Linked DNA regions of Homo sapiens: region 2 is linked to region 1. A link is a loop called in an ENCODE intact Hi-C map of the cell type or tissue named here. Cell type or tissue: HepG2. All regions are shown on one strand.

What was found. Peaks named below come from ENCODE experiments on the same cell type or tissue, not always from the same donor. Only the 100,000 strongest peaks of a DNase experiment are listed, where the experiment ranks them.
Region 2: it touches region 1 in a loop (9-fold over the local background); 45 of 110 quality-filtered maps call a loop at or near these places.

What each region holds. Positions count from the first base shown.
Region 1 is chr2:174,023,299-174,025,798 of GRCh38, reverse strand. LINC01960 (long intergenic non-protein coding RNA 1960) reads right to left here and starts at 519. Exons shown (of 1, transcript NR_136175.1): 1 at 1-519. RefSeq lists enhancers at 857-2,056, 1,540-2,410. In HepG2, no CTCF peak of the experiment used is centred here; DNase peaks (open chromatin) are centred at 418 and 1,518; H3K4me3 peaks cover 2,130 bases.
Region 2 is chr2:173,956,877-173,959,376 of GRCh38, reverse strand. All of the region lies in intron 3 of SP3 (Sp3 transcription factor), which reads left to right. Among named protein-coding and RNA genes, the nearest start is that of SP3, 7.2 kb to the left of the region's middle. In HepG2, no CTCF peak of the experiment used is centred here; a DNase peak (open chromatin) is centred at 976.

The DNA.
Region 1 (2,500 bases):
CCCCGCGCTGGTGGGGCCTCCACAGGCGCACGCGGCCCCGGCAGCTGGCAATCTGGCCTGCATCTGATCAATTTTATCTGCAAAGCATTCAGAAAATTTCTCCCCCGAAGAACACGTTGACCCTCTTAAGCGGGGAATGCAATGTGGGTCGCCTGCTGGAGGACGCCCTCGATTTTGATGAGGCTTGTGCAGGCACCCGCGATAAGCTTCAGAACGCGAGCCAAGCGGGTGGGGACAAGGCTCCTCCGGGGAGCTCCGCATCGTCCCCGGCCTTCCATTCGCGGTGTTTACCAATTGTGAAAGCAAATCCAGCTGTTGGGAGGAATTGCTTCCAGATGACATGATGGGAAAGGAAAACACACTTCATAAAAAAGCTGCTGAATAAAAACCAGAACATGTCCGCTCTGTGGGCCAGGATTGCATAGGGGCTGTTTCCTGAGGTTGTGCAATAGGCCAGCTCCTGGGGTAAGGAACAAGAACAGTGCAAATGTTCCCCCTGCCAGAGTCAGGAGACCAGAGCTGGGACTGGACGTGGCAGAACTTGGGGAAAATTAGTTGACCTTGCTGGGCCACCGTATTTTTCTCGTTCTCAAGAACGGCTTCCCACCTTCCCTGGAGATCCCTGTGAAAGCCACAGAGAAGGTTTTCTGTGTGTTGAACTGCGTGGGTGAGAGAAACCACGAGAAAGCAAGGACATCTTCTTTTGAAAATGGGATGCATTTCTCAGCCCCCCAGCGCAGAATTTGCTGTGTTGGCTTTCTCAACGATTTTAGAAGCTCTCTAACGAGCTGGAATTAAAGTGTCCCTTTACTAATTTGGTTTTACAGGTCACTGGATAAACCTACTTAGGCGGTTTGGAAGAGGATTAGGACATTTGTGGCTCTTCCAAGTTGACTTTCCAGGCAGGATCAGTCAGCAGCTGGAGACTCCCCTGGCTTGGGGCCAGCGCTCTTATAAAGCTGCAAGTTTTTAAGGGCCTGGTAAGCACAGTTATCCAAGAAACAAAGTTTGCAGCGAAATTAAAATGCAAATATCCCAAAGCAAGGCACACATTCCCGAGCTTGCCTGCCCAGAGACAAGCCAGAAAACTCAGCAGCCCAGTTCCCTAGGGTGAGGGAAACAGCTAAAGTGATTTAGTTACTTTCCCTGCCTCAGCCTTGAGCAACTTTCTTAACCCCTATTGGGGCGGAATAGACTTGAATAGCTAGGAAATTGCCTAAGTGCAGGAGATCCCCTTAGAGAGGAGGCTGTAGCCATTAGCCACAGGTAGCTCTGTAGATTATCATTTAAAATTCAGTGTTTCGGTCTCACTAGCCACATTTCGTGCTAGTGACTGCCACATGCAGGAGTGACTGCCACATGAGACACTGCGGATCAAATGAGCATTCACTCATTCATTTCACAAGTTAAATTTATGGAGTGACTCAGCAGTGACAATGAGCAAAGCATATAAAATCTCTGCCCTCGTGGAGTTTCTGTTCTAAAGGGGAAGGTGAACACTAAAGAAACACCATGTGTGAGTCACTTTTTTTTCTGTCCATTGCAGTCCCGGGGCGAAACCGATGACGTACTCAATTGAGTAACTGAGAAGTGTTTAATAATGGGAGGATTTACTAAGATGTGGGCAGAGATCAGAGAAACAAGGCATAGTGCAGTCCTCACCGCAGGAACCATCACCGTGGCCAGGCCTGCAGGGGCAAGCACAGCTCCAGTTCCCAGCCAGGGCACCAGTGAGAAGAGCCAGGGAGGGGCTGCCTGACAGGAGCAACGCCCCTGCAAGAGAGGGGGCCCTGGAGGCAAACTGGTGGGGGAGGGGCCTAAGTGCTCTCAGCCCACTCCCCTCCCTGGCCTCCCACTGGCCCAGCCCCAGGGAAGCCAGAGGCCGGGTGGAGAGGAGTGGAGGGGAGTACCTGGCAAAATCATGCAGTCTAGGAAACCCAGCAGGGTGGGAGTAGAGTTTGGAGTAGAGGGCTCCTGGGGGGAGGGCAACTAGGAAAAGGAATGGCCCGAAGCACCGGGGCTGTCTCACCGCCATCCTCCCCACCCCTCCTTCTCCTGTCTTCCTATGACCTTCTGTCCCCTTCCCCAGGCCCTTCTGTCGTCTCTGTGGCTCTGCTTTCTGCCACATGTCACATTCTCTCTCTGGGCACCCTCGCAAGTGCCTTGGAGCCAAACCAGGGCCGCTCTGCTGAAACTGAGTCTCTGTGCTCTGTTTACCTAGGAGCATAGACAGGAATGTTTTTTGTTTTTTATGTTAAATAGACTTTACTTTTTAGAATAGTTTTAATTTTACAGAAAAACTGAGAACATTACAGAGAGAGTTCCTATATACCCCACCCCAGCTTCCACTATTATTATTATTGTTTTTCAGACAGTCTCACTCTGTTGCCCAGGCTGGAATGCAGTGGCGTGATCTCGGCTCACTGCAACCTCCCCCTCCTGGGTTCAAGCAATTCTCCTGCCTCAGTCTCCTGAGTAGATAGGAATACAGGCACCCGCC
Region 2 (2,500 bases), 66 kb after region 1:
AACATTTTTCAAACTTTTTTTTTTTTTTGGTCTCAGATGATTTTCTAATTTATTCCTCTCCCATTTGGTATTTAGTGTACTTTATCTCTTTTAGTGGTATATTGCTGATGAAATTTCTTTTACAAAGAAATTTGATTGTGCTTTGCAAGGCTTTGTAGTTTTGAAATATTTGGAGCTGATTCATTGTGGAATTGTGGAAATAAATAGGCTTAAAATTGGTTTAGACTTTTTCATAGAAGGCTCTTAATACCTCAAAATTTGTTTTGATCCATTCTGTCATTGTGTTTGCAATGATTTTAAAGTAAAATAACTTTTCATTCAGTAAATATATATTGATCTTACTGAGTGCCAGGAATTGTGCTAGGCTAATTTTAATGGATGTTTTTCAAATCTATTCTCATAATCTTAGCACTCACAATGATCTTGGGATTGCACAGTGCTCAATAGTTTATAAAATTTAATATTTTTCTTCTGATTCTTATGCCCCTGCAAGGTAATGTTTTTCCGGTTGTTGACATGAGAAAATTGAGTTGCTGTAACTCACACAATTCCACAGTGTAGCCAGAACTAGAACTCAGTTCTGAGCTTTTTTTTTTTTCTTGTGTAATATATTGTCGAGTGTAGTTTTGGCATAAATCATCTAGTAGTTTTCTGATTCAATGTGTTTTTTCCATTCCATTTAGAAAATAGGGTATTCAGCAAATTTTTTTAAAACTGCAAATTTATTAAATTAAAAAAGTTCCTTTTCTTGCTTGATTCTTTTCCTTAAATTACCTGTTGCTTTTTTTTTTTTTCCCCCATCGTTGTGCTTCACAGGTATTTTAATAATGCTTTTCATTTCAGGCTTATTCAGAAAAGTTCGGAATACATCACTTTGCTCTAGGTTTAGAGATTTTCCTTCAATTAATGGCCTGAATTGCTGAGAAAAATGGCACTACAGTTTATTTTTATCTAGCTTCTGGAGAGGGGATGACTTGGGCAATATTTACTCAGATTTGTCATTTGCGTTAGCTGTATTTATTTTCAAGGAATTTCTTGACTAGAAAGCTGTTCAGTGATGGTTGAATATCTGCCTTTATTACTATTTTGTAAAAAAAAAAAAAAAACACTTTAGGTGCTGTAAATTTGACTTTGTTTTTTTTAAAGAAAGGAAAAGGGACAAAATGCCAGTATCATAAAATTAATTTGTGTCTGAGTTACTATATTCTTTGATAAAAGTTCAATACCTGTAAATTTTATGCTGGTCAGAAAAAATTTCAGTGGATCCTCCAGGTGAGCAATAACCTTAAGAAGATAAAGGTTAGATTTTAGACACACTTTAGTGTAGATTTTAGTATATAGATTTAAATATTTGTAGTTTACTTAAAATGCCAAGAGACCGAAATGAAACATTTGTCACTGTAATGTTAGGAAAGGTGACTTAACATTGTAATTTCTATACCAGATTGAAGTTGCAGAGTGACATGTGACTTTAATGTCTGATGCTTCATTTTAAAATTGTTTAGTAAATATAATTTAAGTGTATTTAAGACAGATCGCTATTTTATAGTTCAGGCCTAGAGATTTGTATTGGGTTCCACAATTTCTCAGCCTTTAGTCTCCTCCCTTTCTTTCAGTCTCCTTCATTGAGCCTTAGTTTATCTTTATAAGACACAGATGTGATTGCACCACTCACTTGCTTATAAACCTTTTATAGCTTTCACTCACTATCTACAGGATAAAGTCTAAACAATTTAGTGGGATCTGTGAAGCCATTTACAAGCGTTGATAAAAATATCTAGTCCTGTTCCCCATTACTTTCCTCTATGAATATGAGCCTTTTTGGGATCTTTTCTTCAACTCCAAACTGCATATTATTATTTAGGGTTTCTTTTTGTGATTTTATTGTTTCTATGCTTTTATTAGTGCCTCTTTTTTAACTGACTACAGGAAAATCTTATATTCTAATACTACTTTATCTCTGTATGAAATCTTTTTTTTCAATCTTGTGTCTTCCACAGAGTGTTTTGATCATATGACTAGTCTGTGCTACTTTTCACATTGTATTAGCATGGATGTGTGTATGTCTGCTTGGATTGACAGTGAACCGTTTGAAGATTGGGATTGTATGTCATGGGTTTACTCACGTGTGTATTTCATCTTGGTAAATTACGTTCAAATGTTTGAATTCAGTCATTTAACTGTGGTTCATCCACTGAAATAACTGTATATATTTCTCAACTATGTCTTCATGAAAATTAGGTAGTGAGTTTCTTTAAGAAACTTAAGATTTTTTTGTTTATCATATTTGCATTAAGTTTTATAGAATGGTTTATGTTGAGAGAACTGTGTATGTCTCAACTGATTTTTATGGTCCCATTGAGATTCCCATTGAGAATATAATGAAACCCTAGATTATCTTTCTCTCCCTCAAATTGTATTAATACACCAGAATACAAAAGGTATATGCCAGACATTCTACTGAAAACTTAGACTAGTAAGTAAAGTCACAGTGTGTATC